Regions from separate parts of the Homo sapiens genome. Here all the other regions are linked to region 2. Evidence: chromatin loops called from intact Hi-C (ENCODE). Cell type or tissue: Caco-2. All regions are shown on one strand.

The links. Peaks named below come from ENCODE experiments on the same cell type or tissue, not always from the same donor. Only the 100,000 strongest peaks of a DNase experiment are listed, where the experiment ranks them.
Region 1: a loop joins it to region 2, with 6 times the contacts of the local background. A loop is called at or near these places in 10 of 110 quality-filtered maps.
Region 3: a loop joins it to region 2, with 9 times the contacts of the local background. A loop is called at or near these places in 17 of 110 quality-filtered maps.

The regions. Positions count from the first base shown.
Region 1 is chr6:122,836,527-122,844,526 of GRCh38, reverse strand. No RefSeq gene overlaps it. Among named protein-coding and RNA genes, the nearest start is that of SMPDL3A, 51 kb to the right of the region's middle. In Caco-2, CTCF peaks have their summits at 4,856 (motif pointing right) and 6,256; a DNase peak (open chromatin) is centred at 4,876.
Region 2 is chr6:122,607,784-122,615,783 of GRCh38, reverse strand. It overlaps PKIB (cAMP-dependent protein kinase inhibitor beta), which reads right to left and starts at 5,379. Exons shown (of 5, transcript NM_181795.3): 1 at 5,249-5,379. RefSeq lists an enhancer at 4,087-4,732 and a silencer at 5,349-5,528. In Caco-2, CTCF peaks have their summits at 4,966 and 5,262; DNase peaks (open chromatin) are centred at 4,583, 4,883, 5,393 and 5,733; H3K4me3 peaks cover 2,522 bases.
Region 3 is chr6:122,722,868-122,730,867 of GRCh38, reverse strand. It overlaps PKIB (cAMP-dependent protein kinase inhibitor beta), which reads right to left. Exons shown (of 5, transcript NM_181795.3): 5 at 4,495-5,740. The coding sequence ends at 5,673. Among named protein-coding and RNA genes, the nearest start is that of FABP7, 53 kb to the left of the region's middle. In Caco-2, a CTCF peak has its summit at 4,077 (motif pointing right); no DNase peak of the experiment used is centred here.

The sequences.
Region 1 (8,000 bases), 230 kb before region 2:
AAGTTGGTCTGGTGTCTGGAATGAGACTGGGGCCTAATAAAAAGGAGCGTCTATACAGGAGCTTAAATGGGCTGTACCCTGTAGCATTCCGAGGACAGGCCTGAATTCTGAGAAGGGAAAGTGGTAAAAGTATTGTCCAGTCCTTTTCGGTGGCTGAGCTTGGTGAGGTGTGTTTTTAAAAGACCTTTAGTCCATTCTACTTTTCTTGAAGACGGAGGACCGTAAGGGATATAAAGGTTTCACTGAATACTAAGAGCCTGAAAAACTGCTTGGCTGATTTGACTAATAAAGGCTCATCTGTTATCAGACTGTATTGAGGTGGGAAGGCTAAACTGAGGAATTATGTCTGACAGAACGGAAGAAATGACTGCGGTGGCCTTCTCAGACCCTGTAGGAAAGGCCTCTACCTATCCAGTGAAAGTATCTACCTAGACTAAGAGGTATTTTAGTTATCCGACTCAGGGCATGTTGAGTAAAGCTAATTTGCCAGTCCTGGGTGGGGCAAATCCTCGAGCTTGATGTGTAGGGAAGGGAGGGGACCTGAATAATCCCTGAGGAGCAGTAGAATAGCAGATGGAACACTGAGAAGTTATTTCCTTGAGGATAGATTTCCACGATGGAAAGGAAATGAGAGGTTCTAAGAGGCGGGCTAGTGGCTTGTACTATAGCATAACCTGCCTTTGCTGGTGTGTGGCGATTAGGCCTGGTGGAACCGCCATCAATAAATCAAGCGTGATCAGGGTGAGGAACAGGAAAGAAGGAAATATGGGGAAATGGGGTGAATATCAGGTGGATCAGAGAGATACAGTCATGGGGGTCAGGTGTGGTATCAGGAATAACATGGGAGGCCAGATTGAAGTCCAGGCCAGGAACAATGGTAATTGTGGGACTTAAAGAGTGACTACAGCTGAAGGAGCCGGGGAGCAGAAAGTATATGCGTCAGGTATGAGGAAGAAAATAGATTTTGGAAGTTATGAGAACTGTAGAGAGTGAGTTGAGCATAGTTTGTGATTTTGAGGGCCTCTAAAAGTATTAAAGCAGCGGCAGCTGCTGCATGCAGACGTGAGGGCTAGGCTAAAACAGTAAGGTCAAGTTGTTTGGACAGAAAGGCTACAGGGTGTGGTCCTGGCTCTTGTGTAAGAATTCTGACCGTGCTAACCATGCCTAGGAAGGAAAGAAGTTGTTGTTTTGTAGAAGGTGCTGGGGTTTGAGAGATCAGTCGGACACGATTGGCAGGAAGAGCACGTGTGTTTTTATGAGAATTATGCCGAGATAGGTAACAGATGAGGAAGAAATTTGGGCTTGATTGAAGTAATGGGGGCTGTCTGTGAAGCTTTGCGGCAGTACAGCCTAGGTAATTTGCTGAGCTTAATGGGTGTCAGGGTCAGTCCAAGTGAAAGCGAAGAGAGGCTGGGATTGAGGGTGCAAAGGAATAGTAAAGAAAGCATGTTTGAGATCTAGAACAGAATAATGGGTTGTAGAGGCAGGTATTGAGGATAGGAGAGTGTATGGGTTTGGCACCACCGGGTGGATAGGCAAAACAATTTGGTTGATAAGGTGCAGATCCTGAACTAACTTGTAAGGCTTGTCTGGTTTTAGGACAGGTAAAATGGGGGAATTGTAAGGAGAGTTTATAGGCTTTAAAAGGCCATGCTGTAGCAGGCGAGTGATAACAGGCTTTAATCTTTTTAAAGTGTGCTGCGGGATGGAATATTGGCGTTGAGTAGGGTAAAGGTGATTAGGTTTTAATGAGATGGTAAGGGGTGCATGATCGGTTGCCTAAGAGGGAGTAGAGGTATCTTATACTTGTGGGTTAAGGTTGGGGGGATACAAGAGGAGGATGCAAAGGAGGCTTTGGATTGGGAAGAAGGGCGGCAATGAGATATAGCTGTAGTCCAGGAATAGTCAGGGAAGCAGATAATTAAAGTGTCTCAGCCTAATAAGGGAACTGGGCAGGTGGGGATAACTAAAAAGGAGTGCTTAAAAGAGTATTGTCTAAGTTGGCACCAGAGTTGGGGAGTTTTAAGAGGTTTAGAAGCCTGGCCATCAATACCCACAACAGTTATGGAGGCAAGGGAAACAGGCCCTTGAAAAAAAGGTAATGTGCAGTGGGTAGCCTCCGTATTGATTAAGAAGGGGACGGGCTTACCTTCCACTGTGAGAGTTACCCGAAGCTCGGTGTCCGTGATGGTCTAGGGGGCTTCCGAGGAGATCGGGCAGTGTCAGTCTTCAGCTGCTAAGCCGAGAAGATCTGGGAAGGAGTCAGTCAAAGAGCCTTGGGCCAGAGTTCCATGGGCTGTGGGAGTGGCTGCCAGGTGAGTTGAACAGTCCAATTTTCAGTGGGGTCCCACACAGATGGGACGCGGCTTAGGAGGAATCCCGGGCTGCGGGCATTCCTTGGCCCAGTGGCCAGATTTCCGGCATGTGTAGCAAGCTCCTGTGGGAGGAGGTTCTGGAGGAACGCCTGGCCACTGCCGTTCAGGCATTTGGAAGTTCTTGTGCGCTGGAGATGTGGCTGGGGTTTGTCTCACAGTGGAGGCAAGGAATTGCAACTTTTTTCTATTATTGTACACCTTGAAGGCGAGGTTAATTAAATCCTGTTGTGGGGTTTGAGGGCTGGAATTTAATTTTTGGAGTTTTAATGTCAGGAGCAGATTGGGTAATAAAATGTATTTTGAGAATAAGACAGCCTTTTGACCTTTTAGGGTCTAGGGCTGTAAAGTGTCTCAGGGTTGCTGCCAAACGAGCCATGAACTGGGCTGGATTTTTATATTTGATGAAAAAGAGCCTAAACGCTATCTGATTTGGGATAAAGAAAAAGGAGCATTAACCTTGACTATGCCTTTAGCTCCAGCCACCTTTTTAAGAGTAAATTGCTGGGCGGGAGGGGGAGGGCTAGTCACGGAACGAAACTAAGCCGGACCAGGTGTGAGGAGGGGAGGTGATAAAGGATTATAGGGTGGAGGAGCGGAGGCTGAGGAAGAATTGGGACCTAGCTCGGCCTGGCGAGGAGCAGCCTGGGGAGGAAGGGAGAGGTCAGATGGGTCTGTAGAAAAGGAAGATTAGAAAGACTCAGTGACGCTTGGGGTTGGAACTGAGGGGACAGGTGGGAGGGAAAGAAGGAAGATTTGGGACGAGTTGCACTGGGCACAGAGACTAGGAAGGGACTGATGTGTAAAAGAATGCCTGGACGTCAGGCACCTCAGACTGTTTGCCTATTTTAAGACAAGAATTATTTAGATATTGCAGGATGGAAAAATTCAAAGTGCCATTTTCTGGCTATTTGGAACTACTGTCAAGTTTGTATTGGGGTCAAGCGGCATTGCAGAAGAAAATAAGGCATTTAGGTTTTAGGTCAGGTGTTAAAGAGGTTTTAAGTTTTTGAGAACACAGGCCAAGGGAGTAGGAGGAGGAATGGAGGGTAGAAGGTTGCCCATAAAGAGAGAGTAGAGAAATGGAGAGAAGGGGTTCGGGGGTTCTTACCTTCCAGAAAAGTGGGAAAATGGGTTGGGGCGCAGAGATAAGAGGTCGGGGCACGGAAATAAGGGATGGGGTGCAGAAATAAGGGGTTGGGGCACAGAAATAAGGGATTGGGGCACACAGATAAGAGGTTGGGGTGCAGAAATAAGGGATTGGGGCACAGAGGTATGAGGTTGGGGTACTTGCCCCTCCTCTAGAAAAGCGGGACTTGCCGCTAAGAGTGAAGGAGAAGGGGTTGAGGGGTACTTGCCCCTCTCCCAGAAAAACAGAGAAGGGGTAGAGACAAGGAGAGAAGGGGTTGGGGTACTTGCCCTGTCCCTGGAAAAGCAGAGAAGGGGTAGAGACAAGGAGAGAAGGGGTTGAGGTACTTGCCCCTTCCCCAGAAAAGCGGGACTTGCTGCTAAGGGTGAAGGACCAAGGCAGGCGTCCCTGCGTGGTCTGACACCCTTGAAACGTGGGTGTATAATCAGAGGCGTCCCTGCAATGATTAAACACCAAGGGAAGGCTGCCTTCCCAGTCCGTGACCAGTGCCAGAGTTTTGGGTCCACTGATAAAACGTGTCTCCTTTGTCTCTCCCAGAAAATGAAAGGAATTGAAATTAAGAGAAGGGAGAGATTGAAGAGTGGAAAGGAGAAAGTGGTTGAGGGACAGTGAGAGAGGTTGGAGAAGAGTAAGAAGAGGCCACTTACCCGATTTAAAATTGGTGAGATGTTCCTTGGGCTGGTCGGTCTGAGGACCTGAGGTCGTAGGTGGATCTTTCTCACGGAGCAAAGAACAGGAGGACAGGGGATTGATCTCCCAAGGGAGGTCCCCCGATCCGAGTCACGGCACCAACAGTCCCCATATCCAGAGAAAAACCAAACTCTTGCTCCAGCCTGCAGGCCCCACTGGTCCTTCCCTTCTCTGCCTTTGCATGGCACTGTGCTTGTCTCTATTCTCTGCATCTCACTCAGCTCAGAGCACAATGGCCTCTTTACCGTTCCTCAGAACCAGCAGATGCCCTCTTGATCCTTGGCATCTTCACATTTCTGCTGCCCAGGCCATGCTTCCCCTGGCCCCAGCACGGCTTATGCCCTCACTTCCTTCAAATCTTGTCTCAAACGTCTTATTTCCAGAGAGGTCAACCTAGGAACACATGATTTAAACTTGCAATTCTCCAGCCACTATGCCTGTCCCTTCTCTGATATATCATCTCCATAGCCTTGTGTGTTATTTAATGTGTTTGACAGAGATAGTGCGTTGCTTTTTTACTACTGAAGCTCCAGTGTCTAGAAGGTGACTGGCATAGTGTAGATCTCAATAAATATTTGTCAACTGAATGAATACAGAGGGAGGAGCATGCTTGGGCCAAATTCTGTAGCTGTAGTAGATAATCCTTGTCACCAGGGGGCAGCACAACAGAATTAAGGGTTTGATGAAAGCTGGGGAAGCTATCACAACCCAGGTGCACACAGACAAGATGAGTTTTCCAAACTCAGACCATGAAGAGCCTATGTGGAAGAGGATATCAGGGGTAGCAGAATCAACCTCTGTTTTGCTATGTGACCTTGAACATCACTTCACTCTCTGGACCTTGGTTTCAGCAAGGGCGTATTAGTTTCTCTAGAGGGACAGAACTAATGGAATATATATATATATATATATATATATATATATATATATATATATAAAAAGGGGAGTTTATTAAATATTAACTCACACGTTCACAAGGTCCCACAATGGGCTGTCTGCAAGCTGAGGAGGAAGGAGAGCCAGTCAGAGTTCCAAAACTGAAGAATTTGGAGTCCAATGTTCGGGGACAGGAAGCATCCAGCAGGGGAGAAAGATACACGCTGGGAAGGCTAAGCTAGTCTCTTTTCACATTTTTCTGTCTGCTTATATTCTAGCCATGCTGACAGCTGATTAGATTGTGCCCACCCAGATTAAGGGTGGGCCTGCCTTTCCCAGCTCACTGACTCAAATGTCAATCTCCTTGGGCAACACCCTCACAGACACACCTGGAATCAATATTTTGTATTCTCCAATCCAATCAAGTTGACACTCAGTATTAACTATCACAAAGGGCTAGCACCTGATTTGTTGACTCTCATTTACTTCTGGTTCTAACATTCCATGATTCTAAAACAAACAGAAATCACACTGAAGTACAAAGCCCCCAGACCCCAGAAAGCAAAAACACAGCAGAAACTACAAAGCAAACAGCTAACAATATCGTGATAGGATCGAAACCTCATGTATCAATATTAAACTTGAATGTAAATGGTCTAACCACCCTGCTTAAACAGGACACCCTCTCAACTTCTCCTGCCTATTTTAATTTCATATTCAGGCTGGAAGAAAGGGGCAACGAATTTCTCATAAAATTGTATTTGAGCTACTGGAATTCAGTTAAATACCCACAGGTTCAATAGAAAGGCCCTTTTGTGTGAAGTAAAGCTATATCAGTGAGTGAGCTTGACTCAATTTAGTTATTCCCACATCTATTTTTTTAATGAGAATGAGTAATATTTCCGGAAAGAGAAGAAAAGTTAGCACCACTTAAGAGATCCCGGGGCTCTAAGATAGCATCAACTAAATGCTATAGTTTCTTATTACTTTTGGGGAGAAGCTAATGTACAGCAATTTGAAATCCAGGCAATATTGCATCCTAGAAAAGAAGCCATTTAACTTTATCCATGGGATTAAAAGACTAAATTTTCTTTTCTTAGTACTATCATAGAATAATTTAGTTTTCTCCAGTAGAAGCAGTATTTCCACAACAGATCAGGGGATGGCAGTAAAGAGTTGCTCTCTGGTCAATAAAGTATTTGTATGACAGAGAAAAATTATAGTTTAAACTAATTTATTTGTATATTGTATTGCCCCTAATAAAATTCACACACCATTTTGTTGGCTTGAATTAAAGTGTCATCAAAGGGCTTGTGGAGATTAGTTTGGGCATTGACTTAACATGGCATCTCAAAATAAATACTCCCCAAATTGCATTTTACCATTGCATATGAAGCCCGCAACCAGCGAAAATCATAATGATTTTATCAGGATCAGGTATTTAAGTGACTTTAATTAAATCCATCTCTGGTATGGGGTTGGTGATTTCTATTTTAGGGCAATTCTTAATCCAAATATTTGACTTATTTCAGAATATTTAATTCACATCCCTGTTTCACAGAATTTTACTTAAAGTAAAAACCAACCTAGGAGCCTTGTGTCTTTGTCCTAACTCTATAGGTATGTGTGGGTGTCTCTGGTTGGAAATGTACAGGGCTGCTAGAGAAATGGAGAAAGAAAGCATCCACACCGTGCATCTGAAGAGCACTAAGTAAACTCCTCTGTCTTTCTGTCTAATGTTCTGAGCAATATTAGATAGGGTACCTGGAATGAATCAAACTGTTAGCAGTGGTGAGTATCTGAGTTACAAGCAGTGAGTCCATACGGGTCTGCAGCCACCTCAATTATTGTCTTCAAAGAAGAAAAAATTCGACTGAGGGGCATAATGCAGAAGAACAGATTGAGGCAAGTTTTAGAGCATGAGTGAAAGTTGACTTAAAAATTTGAGAGCAGGGGCACGGCTCAGTGGCTTATGCCTGTAATCTCAGCACTTTGGGAGGCTGAGGCAGGTGGATCATCTGAGCTCAGCCTGGGCAACATAGTGAAACCTCATCTCTACAAAAAAATTTTTTAAAAAACTACTTAGGAGGCTGAGGTGGGAGGATTGCTTGAGCCTGGGAGGTGGATGGTGCAGTGAGCCAAGATCACGCTATTACACTCCAGCCTGGGTGACAAAGTGAGACCCTGTCTTAAAAAAAAAAAGAAAAGAAAAGAAAAGAAAAAGAAAAAAGAAAGAAAGGAAGAAAGAAAAGGAAAGAAAAAAAAAAGCTTTGGAGCAGGAACAAAAGAAAAAAAAAGTACATTTGGAAGAGGCCCAAGCAAGCGACTTTGAAGGACAAGTGCAGGGTTTGACCTTTTGACTTGGGTTTTGTTTTTTTGTTTTTGTTTTGTTTGTTTTTTGTTTTTGTTTTGGTGACAGAGTCTTGCTCTGTCACCCAGGCTTGAGTGCAGTGGTGCGATCTGGGCTCACTGCAACCTCCGCCTCCCGGGTTCAAGCAATTATCTGTCTCAGCCTCCTGAGTAACTGAGATTACAGGTGCCCGCCACCACGCCTGGCTAATTTTTGTATTTTTAGTAGAGACAAGGTTTCATCATGTTGGCCAGGCAGGTCTTGAACTCCTAACCTCGTGATCCATCCGCCTCGGCCTGCCAAAGTGCCTGGATTACAGGCGTGAGCCACTGCACCCGGCCCGACTTGGGGTTTTATATGTTGGCGTGATTCTGGGTCTTGCGTTCCTTCTCCCCTGATTCTTCTCTTGGTGTGGGTTGTCCACATACACAGTGGCCTGCTAGTGCTTGGGAGGGGAGCATGCACGGTGTGTTTACTGGAGTTGTACGCATGCTCACCTGAGGCATTCTTCCCTTTTGCCGTGGAATGGGCGCGGAAGGTCATATACCAGTTAAATTCCACC
Region 2 (8,000 bases):
ACAGTTTCATAACTTCAATCTCCCCCAGCATTGTCATGTTGTCTACCCTCTATGTGTCTTTCTCTTTGTGTCTCTTGCCTCTTCTTATAAGGAAACCAGTCATATTGGGTTAAGAGCCCACCTTACTCTAGTATGACCTCATCCTAGCTAATTGCATATGTAGTGATCCTATTTCCAAATAAGGTCATATCCTGAGATTCTAGGAAGGACGTGAATTTTGGGGAGACATTATCCAACTCAGTACACCCATGAAGTCGCCCCATTCTTAAACCTGCATGTTTGTAAATTGTGCCAGCTCTCACTTCAAGCCAAGAATCTGAGAGGCACTCTTCATTCTCATGTCTTCTTAACTTCATATCCCAACTACCATCAAACTCAATTATTTTCATCTCCTAATATTTCTAGAATCTGAATACTTTTCCTCATCCCTAATTCTGCTGCCCTGACTCATTCAGCATCTCTTGCTTGGCCTACTAGAGCAGTCCTTCCAGTAGCCTTCAGATGAAACCTCCCCAGGATTACAACAGTATATACATATGCACAGCTTCATGGCATGTTAGAAAGACATATTTAAAAATTTTTTTTTTCTTTTCACTACTGCAAAAAGTTCTACTACTTCACTACAATACACAGAATTATCATAGACACCCTTCTTCAAGGATGATGGAACTGAAAAGAAGAGTGGTTTCTGTGAAGTCCTGGCGTTTATAAATTTTGGCTTGATAGACTTTTTGCAAACCCTTGGAGTGTAACAAAATCCACCATACCTATAATCTGGCTTTTCATTAGATTTCAAGGCCTTTTTGGGAAAAGTGAGAAAAGTAGGGCTTATTTCAGCATTTTAAAATTTAATATTATACCTGGCTCCAGAAGCTCCATGGTAGAGGTATTTATTTTCATTTTAAAATATAAAATAAACTAATGTAATACACTAATGTAATTGCATGAGTTGTAAGCCCTCTTTACACACACATGCACATACACATACACACACACTGATTTTAAGATTTTATGATTTTAAGAATTTTAAGAATGGTGTTTTCTTCTTCTGAGATGTATTAGCTCAATCCATAAAATTTAATCTAGATATAAATTATTTTGTGACCATTAAAATATAAGCATGCTTGAGAAGACTACCTAATTATTTCCTGTCTTCCATGGTTTTATTCCTGAAGCTATCACACTGGACTTCAGTTCTCCCTTTACTTTATCCAAAAAAAAAGAAAGCCTACAGTTTACTTACTCCCACACCCCCATGGGGATGCTTACTCCCACACCCCCACGGGGATAAGAATACTTTCAACAGCATAGCCAATAAGAGTGCTTAGAAGAAAGCAGAGACTGCAGGAAGGGAGAGTCTGGGAGGTACAGGAAGGAATCCAGCTCCATTCATATTGTCTGTAGATGCTTCTGTTGCTGCTTCTTCAATTACATTAAAACTATCTTGGCTACAGACCACATTGTCTTAAAGAATCTCCATTTCCTTGGCCCTCTTTCCAATCTGAGAAATCCTACTTCTAACAGATCCAGGATTCTAGGTGAGAATACCTCTTCCCGTTCAGGAAATTATGCAAATCTAGATTGTTTTATTTTTATCTAAACATCTCTGAACTCTCTTCTCCAACCAAGCACCCAACTCTTGGGCAATGTCACATTTTTACAACTAGGAGTGACTGAAGAACACAAATCCACTCTGCTCTGGGCACATAATACTGCTATTTGCCACTTGCTAGAATAAAAAGTGTACCTCAGTTCAGTAAAAAGTAGCATATCCATTTGATTTCTCAAAATCAACTGTAATTCTTTTTTTTTTTTTTTTTTTTTGATGGAGTCTCACTCTGTCACCAGGCTGGAGTGCAGTGGTGCCATCTCAGCTCACTGCAACCTCTGCCTCCTGGGTTCAAGCGATACTCCTACCTCGGCCTCCCAAATAGCTGGGACTACAGGTGTGCACCACCACACCCAGCTAATTTTTGTATTTTTAGAGAGACGGGGTTTCACCATGTTGGCTAGGATGGTCTCTACCTCTTGACCTTGTGATCCGCCCACCTCAGCCTCCCAAAGTGCTGGGATTACAGGCATGAGCCACCACGCAGGGCCAAAACCAGTTGTACTTCTAATAAAAATAAAAAATAGTAGCTGTCTTTGATTTTATGGGGATGTTCAAGTGCTTAACCTAGATTATTTCCATGTAATGTCACTACCTGGTAATGACTTTTTTAAAGTACATATAACATATGAAAATGTCTGAAACTAACAGGATTTAGAGGAACATGTACTAATGGGGGAAGTTTTAAAACAGGAAAACCAGAGCCCTGGTCTAATATGTGATTTTTGTATATGGAAATCACTTACTCTTGGGCCTTAGATCCCTAAATCTACTAATAGAATATGCTTAATTATTATTTAAAATAATTATATGGAATCATGATTAACAATGCTTATCACAAGACATATAGTTCACAAGACGTATAGTTTATTTTTGATGTTGAGGAAAGAATAATTTTGTTTTTTCTAACTCAATTAAAATTTTGCATTGAAGAAATGGAAAACCACCGAATTTATTGTCCAGCCATTCAGAGCTGGCTAAGTCTCAACACTTAAAATACAATTTTCAAACTGCATGCTTTCTCATTTTCAATTGACATTAATGAAAATTTAGTCTTGATTAAGCCTGATTCATGCTCATTTAGCATTAAAAAACATTAGGCAAGAAATATCTCGTTTCTGAGAAATATTGCGACATTTTTTTCAAAAGTGTTTGCTGTACCTCAGCTCTAAATTTGAAGAGAAGCAATGGTTCCTCTCCCAAGCCTCTCTCTATATACATATAACATCATATATGATCCAGTAAGAAACATTTATTTTTCCAGAATTTTTTAAATTTTTATATATATAACTTCTACAAAAATTACTCTATAGTGTTCCTTAAAAGTTAGACACAAGTTTGTCATACAACCTACCAATTTCACTGTTAAGCATCTACCCAAGAGAAATGAAAACGGGTACTCACAAACACTTGAATGCAAATGTTCTCAGCAGCATGATTCATAATATTCCCATATTGGAAACAACCCAAATATCCATCCACTAGTAAATTGACAAAATGTGGTATATCCATACAATGGAAAACTATTCAGCAATAAGAAGAAATGAAATACTGATACATGCCACAACATAGCTGAACCCCAAAAACATTATGCTAAGTAAGAGAAGCCATAAGCAAAAGACCATATAGTATATCATTCCATTTATATAAAATGTTCAGAAAAGGCAAATCTATAGACTGAAAGTAGATTAATGGTTGCCTGGGAATGGGAGTGGGAACAAAGACATAATGGACATAAGGAATCTTACCAAGTGAGTAAACTGTTCTAAAACCAGATATGGTAATGGTTTTACAATTTTGGAATGTTCTAAAACCAGATATGGTAATGGTTTTACAACTTTTAGAAAATTAACAAATTTTCTAAAACTCACTGAAATATAATTTTTAAATATTATTCACCCTTAAAGGGTGAACTTTATAATATATAAATTATATCTCAATAAAGTTGTAAAAAAATGCTGTAATGCAAACTGCGTAAGAATTTAAATAATTGTAAGAACTGTGAGGAAAATTAAATTGATCTATCATTGATCTAAACAATATGTTTGCAATCGACTAAAAAGGAGGAAAAACTCTTTAACAAAAATGAAATTTGACACATTTTAAAATATTCTGCATAATGTGGTCCATTAGTCTTTGATATTTTATTGAAGAAAGTTGTGGTAAAGATAAGATTGAGAAGTCCATTACTAAAAACGTTTTCCAAAAGATTTCCTTTCCAAAGCTATACTTTCCTTCAAAATCGAATCTTTTGAACTTCCAAAACACCTTTTTAGCAAATGATCTCTTGAGATAGTGTCACTAGGGGGGCATTGACCAGCACCCGGCACACTAACAGGAAACAAGGTTTATAAACTGCTGATTTAACCAAACTTGATCCATAACCTACCCCATTTTCCGTGAGCATTATGGTCATCAGTTCTCATTTTAATAATCCAAATGCTGAGCTTTCTAAATATAAAATCCCAGGAGGATTTTTTTTGAATGTGTGGCAATGTCAGTAAGAAGGAAGGCATCTTGTGAAGAGATAAAGTGGACAGATGAATTTTGAAATCTATCTGTACACGAAGAGAAATGCAATACTCGCAATATTTCTAATTCAATACCTTTCAGTATGCAAACCACTGATAAAAGAGTTTTTTTAAAATTTTTTTTCTAGATGAACGTTTAAGTGGTCATTCGCCTCAAATCTCCACTTTCCAGTCCTGCACAGACTCCAGCTAATAACACTACCACCTGCAGGGTGTTTTGTTGTTTGTTTGTTGTTTGTTTTAGTGCTTCCCACATGCCTAGTTCACGCATGCACTTTTCTAAAGGACCCGAGTTCCGTTGGCTGCGTTCCCCGGGGAGCTCTACGAAGACCGGTCTGACCTGGCCCTCTCAGCTCCCTTGGAAGGGACCTGCTGCAAGGCAGGGTCATTTGGCTCCGAAATGCACCTTCAGGAATTTCCCCAAGGGGCTAGCATCAGCACCAACCGGAACACAGGCCCTCCGCTCCCTCAGCCCGCGACCACCTGGCACTCGTGTCCCTCCCTGCGGCCTGCCGGGGTCCTAGGAGCAGGGAAAATCCAATAGCTACGGGCGACCCTTGAGTTTACTCGGTCTACCCACCTCCATATTTTATCCAAAGAATGGACGGAGGCCAGTGAGGTGAGGTGACTTGGCTAAAGCCACACAGCCGGACGCTGGCCGAGCGGGTTAGTACTCGGGTCTCTGCTAACCCCGCGGCCGCTCGTGACTACCCGGGGCTTGGTAAGCACCGCCCAGGGGAAAGACTTGGCATTGCTGGCGCGAGAGCCGAAGGACTCAGCGACTTGTGACAGGAGGTCATCAATGGCCACCTGCAGGGCAGAGTGGGCAAAAGGCAGGTGACAGACCTCCCACGTCACGCCTGTTGGCGTGAGCGTCCTTTTCACTCTCTAAGTACCCTGACTTGTGAGTTAAACGATGGATCGGGTCGCCCAAGCGAAAGAGGCATCTGCTTCGAACTCCCCCCATATTTGTGCCAGCAGGGCAGAAAATAGGAAAGTTGCACTTACCACATCTTCCCTGGGTCAGTCTCCCCCGACTTCCCAAGTCCCACTCCTCCCTCCTCGCATAGGGACACCCACTCACGCGCCCGCTCCACCAGGTACGTACCAGCCGCGCGCAGCTGCCTGCCCTGCCGGTGCCCTGGCGCTCGCGCTCGCCCAGCGCTCTGCGGCCCGGAGCTGCGACTCGGGCTCTAGCTCGCTGCCGCCTCTACAGTCCACCGGGATGCGGCCGCGTCTGAGCTACTGGGCTGGGGCGCAGCCAGGCGGTGGCAGCTACTCGGGGGCGGAGGGAGCGGCCGCCGCGTCCCGCCCCCAGGCTACGAGCGCGGCTCCCCAGGCGGTGTCCCGCTCTCCGTGCAAACCGGGCCACCGCATCACTCCCCGGGGCACGTGCCACGGTAGCTTTTTTCTGCTGGCAGCCTGGGGCGAGCTCTTTTATCCTACTTGTGCGTTAACCACCAACTAATTATCGGTGATCGTCACACAACCCGCGTCCTCCCCGCCCGCCACTCCCAGTTCCCTTGGGCGATGATGAGGTTCTGCTAAGATTTCTGTGACGTGACTGCGGGAATTTCAATTCCCTTCCTGCTTTCCGACGTCGCATCGTGTTTTCTGTCCCTCCGGTTGTACGCGCCCTGAGCAGGGTTTGTGCTCCAGGTGTCATTAAGGTTGCCCTTTGATCTAATGTTGGCTGTTTGGAGAAGGTAGGAAGGTACACAGGCTTATCTACGCCCCGAATCTGGGTCTTCGAGTTTGTTAACAGATTATTTTAACAGATTAGGAAGCAATATGCAATGGAAACAACTTTTTGTGCAATAAAAGCAGAAAATAATGTATATCAAGTTTCACTTTCAGGTTCTCACTAAGAAAAATAAAGTCGTTACTACTAAGGTCTCACTGTGCTTTTTAAAAGCCATATTACATGGACGACGATACTGCTGATAAAATTAATTTATCTGCTTCCTGAGAAAGTGGTTTCTCACTGAAGTCTTAAAATCTCCTCTGGTCTCCTGAAACTCTTAATTAGTACTCAAAGTCTTCTCTTATCTCTAGTCTTTACTAATTTGCTCATTCATACTATGCTCTGACTTGCCACCCAAAGCCTATGACACCTGCCAATGACCACTTCCAAATTCCCTTTTTAGGCAAAAGCCTAAATATGGAAATACGAAAATATAATCAGACTAATATTTTATTCAGTGTGTGCTAATGGTAGTACAATCAAGTTCTTTAAATTATTCAATATTCATACCTCCACAATATAGTAATAATTTTCTCTATTTTCAGATAGTAAACTGAGGTTCAGCAAGGTTAGATACTTTGAACAAGGCTAAATAGCTGAGAAGATTCCAAATCAGTTTTGAACTTAGGTCTTTCTGCCTTCAGGATTGATTGACTTCCTTAAATTATACTCTGCTAATAAAGCTGTGATTTTTCTGAATTGTGATGTAGGCACATTTTGTTTTGTATTAGGTTAGTGCAAAAGTAATTGCAAAAAAGTACTGGCAAAAACTGCAGTAGCTTCTGCACCCGCCTAATAAAAATATAGTTACTTGTGTGGTTACACAAGCATTAATCAAAGAGACTGAGAGTTATTTATATCATTAGTGTAACTTTAAAACTTATTATCTGGCATACTGCTAAGGCCTGTTATTATTATATTATATAATAACATATATTTTTATTATCTAGGGCAAATTATTCTAAGGTTTATTTATTTTAGAGGTACTATGACAGAGAGTGATACTAAAATGTTTGAACTTATGAATTATGGTATCATGATTGGATTTTTATGATCCTGCAAGTGTATTTCCTATACTTGAAAATTTTGCTTTGTAAAATCTGTATTTTGGGATCAATGTGAGAAAACCACTAGACCTCACTGCTAAGCTTTTAACCTACATATGAAATCATCAGAACCACTGGAATGTATGGCCCATGAAGGCCATATCCTCAACACCTAGAATAGTACCTTCACAAAGTAGGTACTCTACAGGCCGTTTTGAAATGAATAAGTATTAACTTTGTTTCCACACTTAAGACCAAATAATGACTTATAAGAACACTATTTATAGAATGCTTTTGTCTATTTAGATTTAAGATTTTTGATGGCCTCTCATTTCTACTAGGAAAGTAAGGAGAAGATGCGGAAAGGTTTGCAGTAGCTGCTTTTGCAAATGTTAGACACGACCTGACCATAAGTGCAAGGAGGAGTTTTTGAGTCCAAGAATTGGTGGTAGCAGTAATTCCACACAATCATGTGAATTGTGAATTTGTGTCAAATATATGCCTTTAAATGCAGAAAGTTTAATCCAACTTTGGGATTGTGCCAAGTGATGTGATGAAAAGACAAGGAGCAAGCTTGGATACTATTTTTAAGACAAGGTTTTAAGGTTAACAAGAATAAATAGGAAAATAAGTGAGGACAAAGAGGGGAGAAGAAGGAAGAGTCCAAGAACTACAAATCCACATCAAATGAGAGAGATAAGTTGTAGTCAGGAAATGGGATCGTTTTCTTTGAAGTTTTAGAAGTACAAAGATAGACAGTTTATGGAAGAGCTAAGGGTGGGGTTGGCTGACGTAGAACGAAGATCAAGACATTAGGGACTAAGGTATTGAAGAAACTATATGGACATTGAAGCCACCAACAGTAATACCAGAATGAAAAAAGGAGTGAGTTTGATAACAAACACTTCCGTGAATGTAGTGGACTGATCCAGAACTGAGAGGATGACTATGCAAAGTTGGGGCAGAAGGTGCATATCCAGGGAGGAAAAACGTAAGTGGATCAAGGACTGGTAAAAGAGACAATTAAGACTTCAGAAGTAATACTGGGGAGTTACAAGGATCCCAACACT
Region 3 (8,000 bases), 120 kb before region 2:
CAAATCCGCATTTATTGACGACAGCCCCATGCTTTTTCTCCTATTATTCTCCACAATTTTACATCAAAGAAAGGCAATATGTAAAAAACAAATCCCTTCCACTAATGGAAATTCAATTTAGGTGACAAATACGTTATAAAACAGGACTATTTGAATATCTGGTATGCCTAAAGCACTATGAGAGCTCAATTCCACAGACTCTAAGGTGAGACTTTTTTTTTTTTTCTTCAGATTTCTGGCTTTCTTATGGTTCCCTGAGGTCTCTGTAGCGACCCATCTGGCACTTCGGATGCTTCTCTGCCATCAACATTGCCAAAAATAATTCAGCCTCTGAAATTTATCACTGAGGAACAAATGAGATGATTTCACTTACCTATGTGGCCCTTCTCTAAAAATGTTCATAGTTAGTTCATGCCAGATGCAGTTTGTGTCTCAGAATGTCCATGTGCCCTCTTCACAACCATGGTTAGCCCCAAGCTGAATGTGAGCCGAGCCAAGGATGGGGAGCCTTTCTTCTCTGCCTCTCTTCCAGCTACTACTTCCCACCCCAAAGAATCCCAGTCTTCTCACCAACTCTGCACTCCTTCAGGGCTCTACAAGTTAATGGAAAATTAAATGACAACAATACCAACAGCTTGCCATATAAAATCATTTCTGGAATGAGGTAAAATATGAGTTAATGAAAGAATAAAGCCAAATAAATAAATAAAATTGCTGTTTTGAGATATCAGTGCTCATTTTGGCTCATATGTTATTCTTCTTATACAACTTTTAAATTTCCCTAAGAATTTTGAGTAAATTCAGACAAATCTAATATGCTCATGAATGAGCTGGTTTGGGGAAGAGGGGACTTTTGGTACAAGAGAGGCTGTGCACATCCAAACTCTGAGAGCCCTGTCCTAAGTCACTGTTGCACTTCCTTGTGTGAACTCTCAAAGATACTCTCTGAATCCATTTTCTTCATCTGTAAAAATGAGAAACATTAACAACTATTTTATATGATTTTTTATGAAGATTCAAAAGGATCTACTATGTGCTAAGTAATCACCAGTCACAAGAAATTTGGCTATGATGATGATTTTTTTTTTTTTGAGACGGAGTCTTGCTCTGTTGCCCCAGCTGGAGTGCAGTGGCATGATCTCAGCTCACTGCAACCTCTGCCTCCTGGGTTCATGCCATTCTTCTGCCTCAGCCTCCCAAGTAGCTGGGACTGCAGGCACCCGCCACCATGCCTAGCTATTTTTTTGTATTTTTAGTAGAGACAGGGTTTCACCATGTTAGCCAGGATGATCTCGATCTCCTGACCTCATGAACCGCCTGCCTCGGCCTCCCAAAGTGCTGGGATTACAGGCATGAGCCACTGCGCCCGGCCTATGATGATGACTTCTGTTGATGTGTGCCCACTGAGAAATCCATTCTAGGATTTTAACAAGTAACAACAACATTGCCCCAGCCCTTTGTTTGAGCCAACGCTTCCAGTTTTTAACTGGCTGCAGATTTTTAATGTTCTGAGAGTTGTCATCAGTAACACTAAAAAAAAAAAAGGGACTCAGTCTGATTAATCAGTCCTGTTTTTAGCCACGGAGGTGTTGCTAGCGGAAAGAAAAGAGCAGAAGAATAGAAGGAAATCTATACTGGCAAATAACATAGGAAAAAATCAACAGATCTAGAACATTCAACTTAAAGTCTTTATCATCCTTTATGTTCTGGCAAATAATAATAATATGAGTTTTTGCTAGTATGCCAGGCACTGCCCTTATCAATGACTAATATTCACTCACTTAATCCTCATAATAATTTATCATTTTACATGTTGAATAAATGGAAGCACAAGGAATAAAATGAACAAAATCATAAGAGCAAATGGCAGAGCTGTACTTTGAACTTGAGGGGCCAGGCTCCACAGACAGGGTAACAGATTAGTGAGCTTTGGTTATATCCTTTTTTTATTTTACTTTTTAATTAACAAATAATAATTATACATATTCATGGGGTACATAGTGATGTTTTGATACATACAATTTAGAGTGGTCAGATCATGGTATTTGCATATTCATCATCTCAAGCATTTGTCATTTCTTTGTGTTGAGAATGCTCAACATCCTCCTTCTAGCTATTTTATTTTAATTTGTTTTTGTTTTCTGAGACAGAGTCTTGCTCTATTGCCCAGGCTGGAGTGCAGTGGCACAATCTCGGCCCACTGCAAACTCTGTCTCCTGGGTTCAAGTGATTCTCCTGCCTCAGCCTCCCGAGTAGCTGGGACAATGCCACCACATCAAGCTAATTTTTATTTTTCTACACCCAGCTAATTTTTGTATTTTTAGTAGAGACGGGGTTTCACCATGTTGGCCAGGCTGGTCTTGAATTATTGACTTCAAGTGATCCACCCACCTTGCTCTCCCAAAGTGCTGGATTACAGGTGTGAGCCACTGCACAGGGCCCCTTCTAGCTATTTTAAATTATATGTTATTACTAAGTATAGTCATTCTACAGTGGCATAGAACACCAGAATTTTCATTTTCCTCTGGCTCCTCTCTATCCCCCTGTCCCTTGCCAAACATCTGCCCAAGTTGTCAAGCCACCTGAGGAAAACTAGTGGTTTATTTTCTAAGTAGGGCACCTCCCCTTATACTCACTAACGTTTTAAGAAAGTTCAAATCTTTTCTACCCAGAACACAAAATATCTCTGGGTACATGACACAGAATAGATTCTTTTTGTTCTTTCTCCTTTATACAGAGTTAAGTTTTCAGACAGCTGCTTTATAGCTTTATTGTCACCTTTTAGCCTGATTATCTGACAGTGTTAATTTAGACTTCATAGCTATTGACTAAAGCAAGTGCCTTGTACAAAGACAATGGCAAAATGGGCAAGGAGACTTTCTTTAATAAGTCCCAAATAAATAGCTTTGGTAAAAGTGTCTACTTGCTATGACAAAATACCATAGGTTCCTCAAAATAGCTTGATTTTTTAAAAAGTTGGTAGGCAAATTCAGCGTTGTCTTTAAACTGCTACTGACCTCTCATTCTCCTTTGTCTGGACTCCTCAGGGAAAATAAACCATTTTCGTTAGCACATATTCTCAGTGAACAAGCCTGATACCTTGGGTAATACAAAATAATGGAACGTTTGTGTGTGCATTGTAGTGAATAATTGATTTAGAATATATATCATTCAGAATATATGTAACTGTTAGCAATAATGAGGAGGGACATGGCTTTACTTTTGGTCTTCTAAATGAGAAAAATATTGTAGAAAACTATGATCCAAGAACGATGTTACTTTATTTCTTCTACATTTTCATGGAACAAATTACTCATTTAAATACTGACTCAAGATTCTATTTTTTTGCAGTAACTGTCATAAAACACTAGTGAGCAGACTCATTGTTAAATGGTAATACTCATGGCCTGTCAGTCACCCATTAGCATGATTGAATTAGCATTCATGTGGTAATTACCATGAATTGTCTATTTCTACCATCCTGTTTTCTCCCAGCACCAAGCATTGGGGATATCACAGAGATTTTGTGAAGTCACAGAGAAAGGCAGAAGACAGACAAATAAACAAATTGAGCTTCCTACCACCTCCACTACCACAGTATTGGCAAGAGCATCTTGAATAAATATGACAACGATGATGATGATAGCTAATATTTATTGAATAATTATTCTTTGCCAGGCATTATTCAATTGTTTTGCATATACTATCTCATTTACTGCCTCCACCCACCCTATAAAGTATGCGCTATTATTAAAACCATTCCACAGAGGATAAAACTGAGACTTAGAGACATGATGTAAGTTGCCCAGGATCACGCAACTACTGAGTAGCAGAGCTAGAATTCAAACCCAGATAATCTGAATTTAAAATCCATATGCTTAACAGTTTAACTCTACTCCAGAGTGTCTCAACCTCAGCATTGTTGACACACATGACCGGGTAATCCTTGCTGTCAGGGCTGCCCTGTGGAATGGTAAGATGCTTAGCAGCTTAGCGGTATCCCCAGCCTCTGCCCACTACATTACAGTAGCACCTTTTCTCCCTTGCTTTCCACCTCCAGTTGTGGCAGCCAAAAAGTCTCCAGACATTGTCAAATGCCCTCTAGGGGGCAAAATTTCTTCCCCATCCATGCTGAAAACCACTGTTCCACTCTAACCCCTCTTTATCTGATTATAAAACCTCATGTCATTAAATAACTTTTAGAAATATAATTTTAATGGCTGTGATAAATGTTATTGAATATTAAATTAGTGCTACACTTAAAATATTACTTTTGATTATTTAATAAAGAAAAAATTATATTTGAAAACTTAAAGCAATCAGGTTCTTTGAGATCTACCCCTTTGGTGTATATAAGATATAAAGGTAAGCTCTGTCAATTAAATAATAAGCCAGAGGTGATTTATATTGCAAAGACTGTTAACTTCATTCTATAAAATGTGTCACCATTTTTTACTCAGCCTACTTCTGAAGATAAAATGAAGGAGACTTGTGTCAGTAAGAAATCTCTTTAATAGTGAAAGAGTTTATTTGGTTACTGTATACAGACATAGCCTAAGTCAACAATCAAATAAAACATAACTGCATGCATATATTTCTGAAAATGAAAATAAATTAATTACTGACATTTTTAAAACTTCAGAATTCTATTATTTTTCTAAAATATCTAATAAATCAAAATTTACTAACACTTTGGTTTTATTTTTGCTCCTTTTAAAATATATGCTTAGATATATATTTAAAGGATGTATTTTACTATTTCTACCAATATCATTGACTAAATGCTTAAGTGCCTACTGCTATGTTAGCTACTTTAAAAAAATATAAAAATTAAGGTCTGCATTGCTGAGGAAGTTATTTAAAAACAAGTCAGACATACACAAAAGCCCTAAGAATAAGAAAAGAGAGTGTAAAACAACTAGTATTTTGTATAATTCATATTAAAGTAAAACACACACACATACACAGACCAAAGTTAGGGAAGATAGTAAAATTCATTTAATAGGCATGTTCCATATAACCATTTTGTTACAAATTTTGCATTTTCCACATGAAAAAAATCACAGTAGGCACATACTAGAAGCAAAATATGTCAGACAAAAATATCCTAAAGATGTTTCTGTTATCAAACTTTTACAATTTTTCCAAGACGTTTTTGAGGTTTGGGAAAAAGTCTGGGGCATTTTTGGCAAAAAACAAACACACTCTATCCATGTGAGTTTTGACTATTGTTCTTTCTCACCAAAAATGTCCATAATTTTCTACAAATTCCATGAAGTTTTAAATCAATCATGTTTGATTTACATTTACCAAGAATGATTTGCCCATCACCATAAAAATTGAATTAAAAATACATCAGGCTAAATAAATCCAAAAGAGAACAGTGAATTTTGTTGGGTTTACAGACAGTGGTATGCATTTCTGTGATCATGTATTATTCTTAACCTTTTCCTTCAGTGCGATTTGGAAGTAACCTGCCTTTTAATAGCTTACCTTGGACATCATCATTGCAATCAAAGTGAGTAGCATCACAACACAATTATCTAATATACACATGCTGCTTAGGGCTGCAATGTTACCACAGTTACCACCAGATTAAATGTCTCAAGAAAACAGAACCACTAAGTCTTTCAACATGCAGAAATTCAGCACTCTTGATAGATTATGAGCCTTCATTTTTCTTCATTTTGAGGCTTTTCCAATTGGTCTTGTGTTGTTTTTTCATCTTTCTCTTTTGCATCTGAAAAAAAAATTTCCATTCATATGTGGAATATATTGAAATTTATTTTGTATTATGTTAGAATAAAACCATTGGTTTTTCCTTTGTCCACCGTCCATATTTTGCCCTCAATTCAGATATGGAAACTATACAAAGAAGAGCGATATGAGTAGGTTTGGGAATCTACCTTCTCCTGATCAACTTTCTCCTATTCTACAGAGTTATGAAGTGCCAGACAGTCTTCTAGGGTATTCTCAGAGCCTCCATTTACAGATTACTAAAATGAAACACAAGCAGGTAAAGTGACTTGTCCAAAGTCAGAGACTAGTGAGTGACAGTCACAACTTGAGCTTGGGCCAACTGACTCCGTGGTGTATGTCCTTAGCCAATTCCCTATGCAGGATTGCACTCTCCCCAGCTTCTTCACACTTTCTACTCCCTTTGCTCTTTCTTAGGAGACAACCTCACTTTCTACTTCATAGGAAAAAAAAATAATCAAAGTTATCAGACAGGAGTTCCCTCAACTTCCTGCCATTAAATATCTAAAACTCCCCGTGATCTGTGCTTATTCTTTCTGCCTTCCCTCTTTTTACAATGGAAGATGCACTTGTGAGCACTGGCTATGTAATTTGTTGGTGCCCAGTGCAAAATGAAAATGCAGTACGCTTGTTCAAAAATAATGAAAAATTTCAAGACAGCAAGAATAGAACATTAAACCAAATGCAAGTCTCTTCTAATCAAGGAGCCCTATGCAACCACCCTGGTTGCACAATTTTGGAGCTGGCTCCTGGTGTTACTCCTGCTATGCAGTCTAATACCTTCATGATCCCCCATCCTATCCATTTTTGCTTCATCAAGAGGCTGACTCTAATAATCATCTGCGCTCTTCATTTTACCTGACTTTCCCTTTCTCCTGGCTCCTTCGTTCCCACAAGTCACTACTGTCTTTAAACTAACAAAGACCCTCTTTCAACTGTAAGTCTTCCACATACTATCTTCTCTTTCATCCTTTAAAAGGTATCCCTCTTTTGTTGTCTCCGTTTTTAAGTGAAACTATTTAGGTCTACTACTCCTGCAAAACTGCTCCTACCAAGTCATCAATGGTATCTTTGAAATCTGATGGACTCTATTCAGTTCTTCAACTCTCATTCATCAAATATTTATTAAGCATGTACTACGTACAAGGCAATGAACAAAACATGAATCCCGGCTCTCAAGGAAAATCTGATGAGAAATATGGACAATAAACAAAATAAATGAAATGTGTGGTCAATAAGAAGTAAAAAGGGCTAATGAAGACATTAAAACAGGAGTGGAAAATAGAAATTTTCAAGAAGTCTTGTGGCCTGAAGGATGCAATTCTAGACAGAGTTAGCTGGGAATGCCTCACTGAGAAGGGGACATTTGAGTAAAGGCCTGAAAAGGTGAAGAAGAATTCTATATAGATAGTGGGGAGAAGAGCATTCCAAGCACAGAGAAAAACAAAGCCAAAGACAATAATATGCAGGAAGGATTTGCAAGCGGGACAGTGGTAGAGAAAATTGGAATAGAAAATGGAGTCATAGAGGTACCAAAAAAACTAGATCCTGTGAGTGAAAAATGGCAGATTTATGGACCAATTTTGAAAGTAGAGCTGACAGTATTCACTGATAGATGGGATGGAGAATACGAGAAAAAGAGGGGAGAAAAGGATGATTCCAATATTTTTGGCAATAATTTTGTTAACTGGAAGTATGAATTGCCACTCAGAGATGGGAAAATGCAGAAAGAGCTGTTGTCAGGAGACTATCTGGAGTTCGCTTTTATACCCATTAAGTTTGAGATTCCCATTAGATATCCAAGCGGAGACGCCAATTAGGCAATTAGTATATGAGTGTGCAGTTCAGGAGAGCTCCAGGTTGGAGACAAAAATTTGTAAGTCATCAAAAGCACAATCATTATCCCAACGAAATCAGATTACATCACAAGTGAGGGAGTGTTGATAGAGATGATGTCCAAAGACTGAATTCTGATAACCTCCAATTTATTTAGAGTTAGGGGAGATGAGGAAAGAAAAGCTGAAGGAGGAGCAGCCAGGGAAGCAGGAAGAAAACCAGATGAGTGGAGTGTCCGGAAAGCCAAGGGAAGAGAAACGTTACAGGAAAGAGTGACAATCATCTGTGACTAAGAGATCGTGCAAGAGGATGGCTAAGAATGAACCACTGGTGTTAGCAGAAATGATGTCATTTGTGATCTTGAAATAGCAGTGGGGTGATGTGGTGAGGTGAAAATCTTATTAGGG